2 separate regions of the Homo sapiens genome follow, and region 2 is linked to region 1. The links are chromatin loops, found by intact Hi-C in ENCODE. Cell type or tissue: heart right ventricle. All regions are shown on one strand. Each heading gives the region's core, and the rest is flanking DNA. Links, peaks and the distances in the headings are about the cores only. Region 1 has its middle 52 kb from the start of LINC02698. Region 2 has its middle 41 kb from the start of CADM1.

Evidence for each region. Hi-C counts contacts between places; a loop is a spot of excess contacts. Peaks named below come from ENCODE experiments on the same cell type or tissue, not always from the same donor. Only the 100,000 strongest peaks of a DNase experiment are listed, where the experiment ranks them.
Region 2: a loop joins it to region 1, with 4 times the contacts of the local background. A loop is called at or near these places in 1 of 110 quality-filtered maps.

The regions. Positions count from the first base shown.
Region 1 is chr11:115,603,397-115,611,124 of GRCh38, reverse strand. No RefSeq gene overlaps it. Among named protein-coding and RNA genes, the nearest start is that of LINC02698, 52 kb to the left of the region's middle. In heart right ventricle, for the core only: no CTCF peak of the experiment used is centred there; DNase peaks (open chromatin) are centred at 3,394 and 4,067; H3K27ac peaks cover 2,500 bases.
Region 2 is chr11:115,541,305-115,549,032 of GRCh38, reverse strand. No RefSeq gene overlaps it. Among named protein-coding and RNA genes, the nearest start is that of CADM1, 41 kb to the right of the region's middle. In heart right ventricle, for the core only: no CTCF peak of the experiment used is centred there; no DNase peak of the experiment used is centred there.

The DNA.
Region 1 (7,728 bases), core at 2,064-4,563:
CCTGCTTTAGCACACAGACCTCTCTATCTTTGCGTATTGACAAAGGTCAGTATCCTCCATTAAAAAAAAAAAAAAGGAACTCACCACTGTCAAAAGCCTGAATCTCGCTACGTACTTGTGAAAATACTGGAGAGACCCCCTACCCTTCTTAGGGAGGAAAGGAAATATTTTCCAATATACTGAGTTCAAAGCAGACACTGCATGCTTGTAGCTTAACCCTGTCACAGGGCAGGGTTAAACTTTCAGTGTTGCAACTTTTGAAGGTCCTTTTAACTGTGCTTTGCTTCTCTGAATGTTTCAGATACAACTACCCTGCACCCTATCACTACTAACTGGGCAGGGTCTATGTCTTCTTCCTCTTGGTGTCTTCCTGCATCTGTAGTGGCCAGGACTGTGGTGGGAACATAGTGGCCATCAGTAGATGCCTCTTCAGTTGAATTCAAAGTAGTCATGTCCAGTGTGGCGATCCCTCAAGGATCTAGAACTAGAAATACCATTTGACCCAGCAATCCCATTACTGGGTATAAACCCAAAGGATTATAAATCATGCTACTATAAAGACACATGCACACATATGTTTATTGCAGCACTATTCACAATAGCAAAGACTTGGAACCAACCCAAATGTCCTTCAATGATAGACTGGGTAAAGAAAATGTGGCACATATACATCACGGAATACTATGCAGCCATAAAAAAGGATGAGTTCATGTCCTTTGCAGGGACATGGATGAAGCTGGAAACCATCATTCTCAGCAAACTATCACAAGGACAGAAAACCAAACACCACATGTTCTCACTCATAGGTGGGAACTGAAAAATGAGATCACTTGGACACAGGGCAGGGAACATCACACACTGGGGCCTGTGGGAAGGGGGGGAAAGGGGAGGGATAGCATTAGAAGAAATACCTAATGTAAATGACAAGTTGATGGGTACAGCAAACCAACATGGCACATGTATACCTACGTATCAAAGCTACACATTGTGCACATGTAGCCTAGAACTTAAAGCATAAAAAAAAATAAAAACAGCAAAGTAGTCATGTCAGGATTTCCAGCTTTTCTCCCAAAGACCATATTTTATGAAGCTACAAGCAGATGCTAATCAGTGGTCAATTGTGAACAGCAATTCTATTATTTAAGGCCAAATACCCTGGAGTCATCCTGAGGTCTGCCTGGGATAAAACTCATAAATTCCCCTGGCATTGGAACCAGGCTAAAAGAGACAACAGCAACTTGCCAGTTAACTCTTCCTAATGCCTTGAAGTAGCTGAGAACTTGGATGCATAAGATTCCATTGAGAGAAAGTGTCCTGCATTTTGAGTTGGGGGCAATAAGATCATAAGAAGCAGGAAGGGAAGAGATATTTGTCTCTGAGAGCATAATTTATATTCAATAAATTAAGAAGGGCCACCCGGGGATCCGACACTCAAGTATGGAGTAGGAAGCTAAAAGAAATTCTCCAGTCTGGGAAGAAAGGACTACATGAAAGCAGAAAATGGCCCAGACATCCTGAGCAACAGAGAGTAGATCAGTAGATGATTTTCAGGGGCTTTATTTGGACAAGGGGTGGGGTGATCTGCTTTGGGACCCCATCTTTGTTTAATGGGGATGGAGTGAGAGATGAAGTGGGAGACAGATGGAAGAGAGGCCAGAGAGACTCCTATTGTGCTGAGGAGGCAACAGGCTATGCTGTGAGTGATACATAAGGTGCTCCAACTTCTTTTCCACACCTAGAAGCTGAAATGTTCTTCCCTGATATTAGGCCATGGGGGAATAAGTTCGGCCTGAAGACTGGAGAATCCTAGAATTCTAAGAAGGAAGGGCTTGTAGCAATTGCCCTGACCAATCCCACTATCTTACCAATAAGGCGACTCAAGCTCCGAGATGGGAGAGTGAACGTCTGTACCTGAGCTCACCTCCCTTTCATAGTGCTCTATAAGTTCACACCTCCCACGTTCATCCTCCCCCAGGCAAGTAGGCAGATGTTAAAGAAAAGCCTGCCACATTTCAGATCACTTTTTTCTCTTTTTTTTTATTGCCTCGCAAATGAGACCTGGATTTTGAAAATACCATCTCCAGCCCTGACAAGTTTGAAAACTTGCAGAATGAGGAGGAGGGCACAGGGATCAGGAGGCTTCCAGGAGGTAAGGAGCTGGTCTCCCCCTGCTTAGAATGTAAGGACATGCCTGGTGCTGTGGTTCCCAAATGCCAGTCCCATAAGGGGGACTTGGGAAGCCTGTTAAAAATATTGAAAACCTTGGCCACCCCTGAGAATTCTGATTCCATACATCTATCCCATACATCTAGTGTGGGAATCTGTATATTTAATGAGCACCTTAGGTGATTCCTATCCATGGGTTTGGGAGAGGAGATTGCTCAGACAAAAGCAGAGAAGCATGGCCTCCAACCTGCTGCATAGATATAAGTGGTTTCTTTTGTCCATCCATAAAATGGGAAGGAGAGTCCCCACTCACACCTTCTGGCCCCCCTAATGGGTCAATGAAGACAAACAAAAACAAATGACTCAGAAGAGGCACTGCACTCCTCTGAAGATGCTCTGTGTATCTGGGGTAGTATTAATTCAGGTTTTGATTATTGTCAGTTCTATCACTGAGTCCTGGAGGGAAGGGATGATCTGAAATAGCCCCATCCACGTGTGCCCAAAAGTGACCCTCTAACCCCTTGCCCACCTTTTGCCAGCCCACCCGAGACACATACCCCAGCAGCTGACCCCCATTCTGGATTCACCCTGGATTTAAGGCCACCAGGGAAGTAATTAAAGATAATTGAGGCTGCAACTTCTAAATGAAGAAATACTGCCACCCAGGCAGTAATTAATCACCTCCTCCACCCTCCCCCACCCACCATCCAAACCCCCCTTTGGTTCAAACCAAACTGGGTCTTTATATCCACATGTTCAGGCAGACTTCCAATTCTCCCAAAACCCTTGTCATGATTGGCAGTCTTTCATTACCAACATAGCTCAACCACAATGCTTAACATTCCATTTTGCTCCCTACTTAACATTTTTTGATGTGCACTGAAAGCAACAGAAGTCCCCACCCAGGGCTTCTGACCGTCTCACTTCCCTAAGTCTACTATGGAACACTCCAAAAAAGATAAAGAGTGACGCTCCCCAGTTGGTAAATGTCAACCATCTAGGTTTTCTGCACAAGCGCAGGGTTTTACGTGCCCCACACTATTCTAAGCTGATCACATAGATAACCCATCTGGTCATGGCCTGCTTTCCCTCCCAGGGTGGGCAAAGGATTATAGCTGTTTTAACGCTGGGAGACTCAGAGCTTGTAAAGAGCCTGTGCTCTGAACAGGGGGACAGTTACATAAGTCCACGGAGCTCTGGCACTGCAGGACAGCGGGCTCCACGTGGCTTCTAATTACAGGGAGGCTGATGGCCACGGTTGAAGATACTGTCACAGGACCCGGGTCTCAGCCCGCTGATGTCCCGCCAGCCATTGCACTAAGACGGAAATTAAGCACAGTGTCATGGCCATTTAGGACATTAGGAACGGAAGGCACCCAAGAGCTGCTTCCTGGCCCTTTGCCCACCTTATTAACAAGGTGCAAACGAGGACCTCGGCTGGGAGAGGGAAACAGCTGGAGAAAAGAGACCTTCTCTGCAGGTAGAGATATAAGGAGAGGAAGGGGATGCAGGGAGGCTGTGTCCCAAATCACCTTGGCTGAGAAGAAAATTGGCTTGATAAATGAGAAAAAAAATAATCAACTTCTGATGAAACTGTTTAAGGAATATTTTCTAGGTTGCAAAGTTTCTCGAGTTCCTGAATTTGCACTCTGCCCTCTGAACACACACACACACACACACACACACACACACACACACACACAAAATTGGGGGATGGTCATGAGGGGGTCTGGGGAAAGAAATAGGACCAAGCAACATCCGCGTTCTTTGACTCCCACCTCTCATCATTTGTAATTTGTTTGAAACCTTCAGGCTAGTGGCTCTCTGCAAGGCTTCACCAGCCTGCCAAGTTCTCTAGCTCAGAATCTGGGGAAATCCTGGCCTTGGCTGGAATCCAACCCTGGATACCAGGGCTATCTGCTAAATAAAGACCACAAGCCCCAGTGCTGGGGGATGGACGGGAGCTGCTGTGAGCTCGCCCCCACTCCACTTCCACACTCCCCTACACACTCCCTATTTCCTCTCTCCTCAGTGAGCCCGACCTTTATTTCTGGCAATTGTCCTGGCTAAATGACTGATGAGGTTTCTCTTAGAAAATGTAAAAAGTCACACAGATTTGGGTAACTTGGCAAAGAGAATAAATGCCATGGTTGCCCTCTGCCTCTTCTTCACCTCCTTCTCATGGACACACACTCCAAGGTGCTTTCTTCACTTCTGGCCCAAGGCAGGTCAGAGTCAGGAGGACCCTGGGAGCCGCCACGCAGCCGGCCCGAACCTTCTGCGCAGGGCCAGGCTTTCTCACTTCTTTGCCAACAGCTGCAGCAGAGGTGAACTGGGACATGGGAAACACCAGCTCCCTTTGGAGAGAGGAAAAAAATTAAAAAGCCCGTTTTTCTGTCCTGTCAGGTCTATTTAAGTATTTAATGAGGTGAGATAGTACCAATAAATTTAACATGGCACAATAACTCTGATGATGTGGGCCACAGACTAATAAGCTTCCATCCCGGGGACAGAAGATTGATCTTGCCTTCGCTAGATCTTATCGGGTTTGATTGCTTTGTTCAGATATTAAAAAGGTTGAGCAAGGACTTTCAGGCACTGCCACAAATCTGTGCGTATCCTCCCAGCCAAGATAGATTGAAGCCAGGCCGTGGAATACAAGGCTGTTTATTTTAATTGACAATCGAGAGGAGTGGAATAAGTGGAAGGTGGAGGGTGGAGGGTGGGTGAGGAGCCACAGGGGTCCCTGTGATTGGGTGGTTTGCGTGTGTTTTCCCCCTCTCTTCGGACTCTATGGCAGACCTTCAAATCCCAGGCGCTATCCAATTGAGTGTCTGCTCCTGAGGCTTCAAAGAGTCTCTTCCTTGTGTGTCTTGAGTCAGGAGACAGGCCATTGACCCATGTGTCACCTGTAATTTTCATCCTCGCCTCCCGGGGAATGAGACCTGCTGCGGACGTTTCCCAGCCACTTGTGTCCAGCCCCGAGGCTCGTCCCATTTTTGCAGTCTGTCCTCTCCTTCTGCAGATTGATGGGATGCGTGCTGGAGTCCTTTGAGGTCAGGGACCACATGACTCACTTCTAATTCCCCCACAGCACCAAACACAGATCAGAACTTCTAAAGTGTGATATATATATATTAGAGGGTAAGTGAAATAATTGTACATGGTATATGTGTGAACATTTTAAAGTTAACGTTTAGCTATATTAATGTGTATTGTATTATATAAATATAACTAATATAAGACACTTAATTTCACAGATATTATTACTCAGGATAAGGCTAAGGTAGAACATAAGTTTAAAGATGAGTCACGTGGCTGGGCACAGTGGCTCACACCTCTAATCCCAGCACTTTGGGAGGTCAGGAGATCGACACCAGCCTGACCAACATGGTGAAACATTATCTCTACTAAAAATACAAAAATTAGCCAGGCGTGATGGCACATGCCTGTAATCCCAGCTACTTTGGAGGCTGAGGCAGGAGAATTGCTTGAACCTAGGAGGCATAGGTTGCAGTGAGCTGAGATCACACCATTGTACTCCAGCCTGAGCGACAAAAGCAAAATTCTGTCTCAAAAAAATAAAATAAAATAAAACTGAGTCACGTTCAGATACACTATTAAATAAATAACGGTATGGGGAGTATCCAAATGAGTGAAGTTTGGGGAACACTGTCTTAGCTGACTTACTAATTGATTGGTTAGCTGTTCGGTCATTTGGTTGGTCAGTTATTGGTTTCAGATCGACAGATATTTTTCCCAACATTTTATTATGAAAGTTTTAAAGCATAGCAAAAAAGTTGAAAGAACTGTATAGTGAACGCCCATATACTCACCTCCTAGATTCGCCAATTATCATTTTTCTATATTTATCACATATCTGTCCATCGACCATCTAGCCATCTCTCATATCCCCCATCAATCTACCTTATGTTTTTGGATGCTTTTCAGAGTAAATTGCAGACATCAGTGCAGTTCACCCTGAAACACTTCAGCATGCAAATCATTAGTCTTCAGTATTTGTTTATGGTTATTTTTGTTAAAGAAAAATTTACATACCATGAAATGCACAAATCTTAAGTGTATCGGCCAGGTGTGTTGGCTCACGCCTATAATCCCAGCACTTTCTTGGATCACTTGAGGTCAGGAGTTTGAGACCAGCCTGGCCAACATGGCAAAAACCCATCTCTACCAAAAAATACAAAAATTAGCTGGGCATGGTGGTGCATGCCTGTAGTCTCAGCTACTCAGGAGGCTAAACTGGAAGAATCATTTGAACTCAGGATGTGGAGGTTGCAGTGAGTCAAGATTGCTCAATCACACTCCAGCCTGGGCAACAGAGTGAGACCCTGTCTCAAAAAGTAGAAAGAAATCTTAAGTGTAACATTCAATGAGCTTTGATAAATGCATACCCATGTGTAAACCAAAATCCTATTAAGGTGTAGAACATGACCATCACCCTGGAAGTTTTCCTCATGATCCTCCCAATTAAACCCCACTCCTGTCCTCCAGAAGACACCACTGTTGTGATTTTTTCACTTTATATTAGTTTTGCCTATTATAGAAGTTCACATAAATAAAATAATGCAGTATGTACTCTTGGTGCCAGCCTTCCTTCACAATGTAAGGCACAACATTTTTGAGATTCATTTGTATTGAGGCATGTATCAGTAGTTTGTTCCCTTTTACTGCTGAGTGGTATTCTTTTATTTGTATCCATTCTCCTGTTGATGAACACCTGGGCTGTTTCCAGGTTGGGGCTTTAATCAATCAAGTTGCTATGAATCTTCTACAAGTCACTTTACGGATACTTGTCTTTACTTTTCTTGGATAAATAACTAGCAGTGGTAGTGCTGCATCATAAGATAGATATATGTTTAGTTTTACAAAAAAACTACCAGACTGGTTTCAAAAGTGTCTGTGTACTGCAACTCATAATGCATGAGAGTTACAGTTAATCCTCATCTTTGCCAACATTTGATGTTGGCTGCCTTTTACATTTTAGCTATTCTTATAGACATGTAGTGGTATCTCATTGTTGAGTATATTTTCATGTACTTATTGGCCATTTGTAAACTTTTTTAGTGAAGTATCTTTTCAATCTGTTGCCCATTTTTTTGTTAATGTTGTTTGTCTTTTCATTATTGTGTTGTGCCAGTTCTTTTATTTATTCGTTTATTTATTTATTTATTTATTTATTTATTTATTTATTTATTTATTTCGAGATGGAGTCTTGCTCTGTCACCCAGGCTGGAGTGCAATTGCACTATCCCAGCTCACTGCAACCTCCGCCTCCCGGGTTCAAGCGATTCTCCTGCCTCAGCCTCCCAAGTAGCTGGGATGATAGGCACATGCCACCACACCTGGCTGATTTTTTGGTATTTTTTGTAGAGATGGGGCTTCACCATGTTGGGCAGGCTGGTTTTGGCACCCAGTCCTCTTTTTTTTTTTTTTTTTTGAGACAGTTTTGCTCTGTTGCCCAGGCTGAAGTGCAGTGGCTCAATCTCTCCTCACTGCAACCTTTGCCTCCTGCGTTCAAGCAATTCTCATGCCTCAGCCTCC
Region 2 (7,728 bases), core at 2,770-5,269, 63 kb after region 1:
CCACCTTCCCAGCCCACCACCCCCTCTTACTTCCTCCCTCTTACCTGGTCCACAGGGCCAGAATTACAATTTCTCAGCAGGGGGCTCTGCAGTCCTGTAACCCACACACTCCCCCTCCTTCCTCTGGCTCACCATCTCCTCTTCCTGCCATTCTCAATTTATCCCACAAGCCTGCAGATGCCTAAACAAGCATAGAACTGTGTGCCCAGGACTTTCCACTCTGCCCTCACCTGAACCCCACCACGAGAATCTTGGGCCATCACCATTGCCTTAAGTGGTCACCCAGGCTCCTAGAATCTGGGGAAGGGGCTAGCCCAACTACTACCCAACAGAGGAATTTCTCCCACAACATATGGGCATTTGGTCTCCTCGGAGTGAAGATGGTTATTACCATAGAGCCTTGGAAACAGACCCACCTGGGGGCCCAGCCCAGCGCACAAGCTGTGGGACCCTGCTAGTGCATATTAGGCTGAAAGAAAGATGCTGTGAACCCCAAGAAGATTATCTCCCTTGAGATTTTTACCAGACAGCTGCCCCCCATCCCAGCCCTCATATAACCTCATCTCAACTTCTGCAATCATCCAGTCTCATGTTTAAAAGATGTCCAGTACCAAGAAATACTGGCCTCATCTTCTCCTTGGGGGCCCCCCAAGAAAAAAGGACAGGACAGGAAATGAGATTCTCTCAATTTTGTTTACTGTCTCATTATTAATAGACAAGCAGGGTGAAGTGGACCTCGAAGGAACAGGAGTCATTAGAGAGTCTCATAACAAAAATAATATTTTGACCACACTGAGAACATCCTGCTATGCTGTAGGCATGTGTTAGCCTCTGGATATACAAGGCTGAATAACAAACTTGACCCCTTACATTGAGGACTCATGGCTTAGGGGTGAAGACAGACACAAATAAAAATTATATGTGGTCTGACACTTGCTTTCTTAGCCATCTGAACAAACAGCTTTGTTTTATTCCTCATCTTACTTGTGTTGGCCATTGTTGACCACTACCTCTTTCTTGAAATTCTCTAGTTATTGAGCTTCTGGTTTCACTTTCTCTTGGGTCATCTTTACTTCTGAGACCACTCCTCAGTCTCCTTCATTGCATCTCCTTCTCTGCTTGCCCCTTAAATATTGGTATCCCCTAAAGAATCCATTTCTTCCTTCTTTGCCACTCAATTTGCAGCCTACATTCTCTCTGCAAAATATCTTTTGCTCCTAAATACAGACGGCTCCCAAATCCATATCTCCTACCTGGACTTTTTCTGAATGACATCTCCAGAACATATATTTGTTGGAAAAACATTTCTTTGGTATACCATGTACCAATAACAGTCTATGTGCTTTATAAGTATTGACCCTAATTTACTCTTTTTTTTTCTTTTTTTCTTTTTTTTTTTGAGGTGGAGTCTTGCTCTGTCACCCAGGCTGGAGTACAGTGGCGCAATTTCTGCTCACTGCAAGCTCCACCTCCTGGGTTCTCACCATTTTCCTGCCTCAGTCTCCCAAGTAGCTGGGACTACAGGCGCCTGCCACCACATCTGGCTAATATTTTGTATTTTTAGTAGAGGCGGGGTTTCACCGTGTTAGCCAGGGTGGTCTCGATCTCCTGACCTTGTGATCTACCCTCCACAGCTTCCCAAAGTGCTGGGATTACAAGCGTGAGCCACCGCGTCCAGCCCTCATTTACTCGTAACAACATAACAACTCCATGAGGTGGGTGCCATTATTATCCTCATCTTAAAATCAGGAAATGGGGGCATAGAGGGATTACCTAACATAAGATCACACAGCTTATGAACAGCAGGGGTGAGTTCCAAACATGCGTGGTCTGCCTCTAGAGGCTACCATGCCACACTACCTCTCCATTTCTACAAATTACAGGAATATGAAACCTATTTTGGCAAATACGAACTTGCTTACACATTCTCCTCCAGTCTCCTCTTCCATCTATATAACTCAACTTTCCACTTTGGTTAATAGCATCCTCATCAACTCAGTCTCAAAGAAAGAAAACACCTAGTACATAAAAAATGTTCAGTGAAGGCTTCTGAATTGAGTTGAACTGTCCTAAATGGAATTGAATTGAAGTATGGAACTCAGGATGGGAATTTCCATTGGAGAACTGGGGAAGACTTTAGAGAAGAGTTGACATGTGAGATGAGAAGGGTGTATACAGAACCTTGCATTTTAGCATTGTGAGGGGATAAGAGATCAGGCAGTTCAATATTCTCATGTCACAAATGGTAAATCTCAGGTAGGTGAGAGGAACCTGGGATGCAAACAAGTCTAGAGCCCAGTGTGGGAGGAGCACTAGCTCCTTACTACTCAAGGCTGGTCTACAGACTGGTGGGACCAGTGGTATTGGCAGTACGTGGAAGCTTGCTCTGAGGTTCTCCCATAGGCCTACTGAATCAGAAACTGCATGTTAATGAGATCTCCAGATAATTTTTCTTCACATTAAAGTTTGAGAACTATTGGTCCAAGACAGTTTTTATAATGGGCAATGGGATCATATTATTTAGCCAAACTTCATAGAATCCTAATGATTTTATTTCCTCTGGAACACCTCTAAATTTTTGGAAATATACCTCTCCCCTCACCTGCACCCCATGGAGATTAAAATCAATAAATATGATTGCATGCATGCATTCTTTACTGTGTAGAAAAGGCTTTATCCTGAACAGCTCAAAGGAGACACAGCTATTAATGATGTTGGTAAATGTTCAGCAGTTGATTTTGGTGGGAAGTGGGAGAGAAAGAAAGAGGATGGTTTCATCTGTGGTGTTAACCCAACCCCAAGCATTTATGGTTGGTTGATGAGGACACTGGGCCTGCTACAAGTTAGTCATAGGCACAAGGAAGGGAGTGAAAAAAGAAATTGTTGGAACAAACTGATCTGATTAACATGGTCCAAGTGGGTGTTGGTTAAAATCCTAGAATCTGGAACTACTGGGATGATCTAGGCCTCAGAGTACGAATGAGACCTAGATGAAAATTAGAGGTGATAGAAACTTGGCCAGTGCACTAAGTACAAAGGAAGCCAAGATCTTGAGGCTTGGGCTGGCATTGAGAATGGATGCTGTTTGGATGGAAGGCATAACAGGCTGAGTAGGACCAATGATGGATGGTGGCAAACAAGGTCAGGAATCAAGGGAAAGTGGAAAAGCATGGGCTCCGTGTAAGTAAGAAGGAAATAGTTAATTAGAATAAAACTAGCTTTAGCCACAGCTGCTGTGGCTGAGGGCCATTTGCTGGTTGGACTCAGGATGCAACCATACAGGAAAGAGCTACTAATGGAAGGGGGAAGTCTTCCAGGCAGCTCTTCACCCAAAAGTTACTCTTTTCCTGTTTAAACCCATGGAAGATGATAAAACCCCTTCTACAACAGCTGGGAAAGACATTCACAGACATCCACAGACATTTTGTAGAGGGATTTTATTGCAGAAGGCATTCACAGAACAGGTTTACATTGGAAGAGAATTGTACCTCGTGAAATTCCTGCATTCGCATGAATATGTGTGATAGCAAATGGCCGAAATATCTAAAGTAGAAGAAACACAGGGAGACATCTGTATACTCTAGAGTGAACAGTTGGAGGCAGACTACGGTTCTGCAGTTGGCCTATCAGCTCTACTGCAAGGAAGTGACGGGTCCAAATTAACAGTGGCAGGAGCTGCAGAAGAAGACTTGTTGTCAGTGCTGATGCAGCAGGACAAGAAGAGGGTTCAGAGCATATCAGACCAAACTGGCTAGGGGGACAGGACCCAACCAGAGTTCTGCGGGTCTCCTAGATGCAGCAGTTAACTATAAATAAACCATATTGTTCATTCCAGGAAGTCAGGTAAGTCTTGAAGTAATCCACCTTGTTGCTGTCCCTGTAGAGTTTAGAGTCAAGAATCCACTCAAGTATTAACAAGCAGATGGGTATGATCTCAGAGACAGAAGATCAAGGAGGCAGCACCCTTAGACACGGTGCCTAACTGGCCTGTCCCTTTCCTTCTCTTCCTCTCCTGCTCTCATCTCTAACCTCCTTTCTTTTCTTTTCTTTTTTTCTTCAATTTTCTCCTTTTCCTTGGCCTTCTTCTGACTCTTCTGGCTATAAAATGAAACAAAGTTTGTATTTTATTGTTTATTACAAAGAATTTTATGTTTCCTGGTTTGGGTTTAGAAAATGCCCTAGTGGAATAGCTTTATTTATTTATACATTTAAATAGACTAAATTAACCGGATTTTATGTTTTATGTGCCTACCCACACTGCCTTTGCCCTAAGAGATGGCACTTTCAATGCCAAAATGGCATCCACCCAGGTCTGTTACTAACATAGCATTTGCAAAGGCTGTTTACAGAGAAATAGTGTTGTAGATGCCTTCTGAGCTTGCCTAGTAAACCCAGCCCTTCAGAGGGTAACACAAAACCTCTTATCTAACACAATGGACTGGGGACAAAGCCAGGACACAAAGACAGACAGTCATGTAGTGATTCGACTCTGTCCACTGATTCTGGGGACATCTCTGTTTGAAGGTCACAAAATTCTTACCTGCTCACCTCTTAAATCATCTGCTTCTGTCTGCAGGTGGTGACAGAGACTCCAGAAAACTAAAATAGTCATCTTTCAAGGTTAACAAGGAGCTGCTTAGAAGCCTCAGCATGACTGCCAATAGCCAATTCACAGGGAGCTGTCACTGCTCCCCCGAGGAAGGGTTTCAGTTAATGAAGAGATGGGGCTGGGGTGGCTTCCTATGAAGAACCAGCTGTTTGGCTTCCTGTGTTGGAGCCCTATGCTGAAGGCAAAGGGAGTGGGCTGTTGCCATTCCCCCAAGCAGAACAGACCAGAATGGTCCCTGTGAGGTGTCTGCAACCAGGGAAAACTTGCTACAATCTGAGGCTCATTCAGTGAAATCCATTGTCCTCTCCCATGAGAGGGGTTCTCAATTAAATTTCTCCTGAGGTCCTTTTTCTCCCCTAGTGATCCATTTCTTGCAAGGTTTTTTTAATCTCTCGGATACTGCAAGGTTGAATCAAATAAATACTGTAATTCTAGTTTAGGTTCCGATTTATGCAATGCCCTTTACTGAACATAATACTCAGTTTTCTTATTTGTAAAATGAGGGAGTAGGCAAATACAAAAGGGCAGCACATTAACTCAGTCCTACAAGAATACTGTCAGGATTTTTTTTTTTATGAGAGTTAACAGACTAATGAAAAATAAAAGGGTTTTACTCCAGATTCTCCCACAGCCTTTCCCCCTTCAAGATGAGTGCAAGAAGAAGAGAAGAGATCACTACCTGCGGCAGGTGACATAATGCTAATAAACAGCAGAGAGAGAACAGAACTTTGCAACTCCTTTTACTTCTACCTTGTCTACCAAGAAGACTAATCTTCAATCTTGGAAGAGTAGAACAAACTCAGGAATAGACTGAAGCTCATGATGGGTGGAGAGATAATCAAAGAATATCTGTAAATGAGTTCATGTCTTAAAGCCTAGACAAATTGCATCCCAGAAAGGTAAAACTGGGGAACTATAATCTGTAATCTTGGAGAAATAGTGAAAAAGACAAGGTATCCAGTAACTGGAGATATGCACATTTGTCCCCATTTTTGAAGAGAGGTAAAAGCTGCATTCTGGAGACTGTAACTTGGTAAGTGTCATATCAACCCTCCGCAAAATTCTAGATTGCACTATTAGGTGGGTGCAGTGGTGCACACCTGTAGTCCCAGTTATTTGGGAGGCTGAGGCCAGGAATATCACTTGAGCCCAAGAGTTTGAGTCCAGCCTGGGCAACATAGCAAGACCCTATCTCTTAAAAAAGAGAACAGCCAGGTACAGTGACGCACACCTGTGATCTCAGCACTTTAGGAGGCTGAGAGGGGAACTCCTCTCCAACTCAAGAGCTCAGGAGTTCAAGACCAGCCTAGGCGCAAGGAGAAACCTCATCTCTACAAAAATACCAAAAAAAAATTAGCCAGGCTCGGTGGTATGCATCTGTAGTCCAAGCTACTTGGAAGGCTGAGGTGGGAAGATCCTTGAACCTGGGAGGTTGAGGCTGCAGTGAGCCGAGATCACACCATTGTACTCCAGCCTGGGTGACAGAATGAGACCTTGCCAAAAAAAAAAAAAAATCAAAGATTGCCCCATTAAAGAGATGGTTGCAGACATTTAGTAAAGAAAATAGGAATCATCAGAAGCTGGCCTGGATTCATTAACACGAAGTCGTTCCAGGGATAGTTCTAATATAAGGTCAAGTTGGGAGAAAAAAAAAAGCAGGATATTTTTGAATCCTGGGAGATTGTGTTTATTTATTTATGTATTTATGTATTTATTTATTTATTTATAAGCCTCGACTAGAATACAAACTCCATGAGAGCAGGAATTTGAGGGAGGAGTGTTTTTTGTTTACTTTTGCACCTAGAACTATACCTGATGCGTGGAAGACACTCAATAAGTAGGAGGTTGCAGTGAGCTGAGATGGTGCCACTGCACTCCAGCCTGGGTGACAGAGTGAGACTCTGTCTCAAAAAAACAAAGGAAGAGACATAGCAAAGTTAACTGTGACTATCTCTAGGTGGTTTGATACTGGGCAGTTTTAATTTTCTTCATAATAATTAATATTAAAAATGCCTATATTTTCCACATTTTCTATTAATGAGCATAGGCTACTTTTATAACCACAAAAATAAAATAACCTTTGACTTACTCATGACAAATTAGCCTAATTTTCTTCTTTTTGGAAGTATAACCAGACTGGTAGACTAAAGGAATGTGGATTTCCATGAAGGATTTCCCAAAAACTCTCATGTTATCCTTTGACCCAGATGAAGGGCCATGAGTCCAGTTAAGGGTTAGGGCTCAGCTAGGTGAATTTGTTGCATGACTGCACACCAATTCAGTCTTGCATCGATAACAGTGGGGATATGTCCTGAGAAATGGGTTATTAGGTGATTATGTCATTGTGCGAACATCATAGAGTCAACTTACACAAACCTGGGTGTTATAGCCTACTACATACCTAGGCTATAGGGTTTAGCCTATTTCTCCTAGGCTACAAACTTGTACAGCATGTTACTGTACTGAATACTGTGGGCAATTGTAACACATTGATAAGTATTTGTATATGTAAATATAACTAAACATAGAAAAGGCACAATAAATATATGAGATTATAGTCTCATGGGACGACTGTCACACATGTGGTCCATGGTCGACTGAAACATTGCTACACAGCTCATGACTGCGGTGTAGGTGAAAGGATCAATGCCAATTCCAAGGAAGATTTCTGGTGTTGCGATACAGAGATCTGTCACATTCACCACATTCTTCGGAGGCTTGGATGAAGATAAAGAAGGCCTACTCACTTACGTTGTAGGCAACACATAGCAGGGAAACCTAGCTGATATGTTGGCGGGCAGGACTCAGATAAAAAAGATCTCAACCTCTGTAACTCCTTTAACTTTATTGGCCCCGAACCAATAAAGTTAAACTTGATAGGCCTTATATTCCACTTCCAAAAAGTCGATAGCCCAAGTAGCGAAAGAGAAAGACCTACTTAAGGATGGTTGTGTGAAAAAAGACCCAAGCATTTTAGCCAGCTTACAGCTCCTGAGAAGTCAACAGAGTGATGTGGCTGCTCAAAGAGCTAATGCAACCTTGGATCACATTACTAGAGCTCTCATATCTAGAATTACAGTTGATTCCAGATTTATCATTCTATGACAGCATTATCCAAA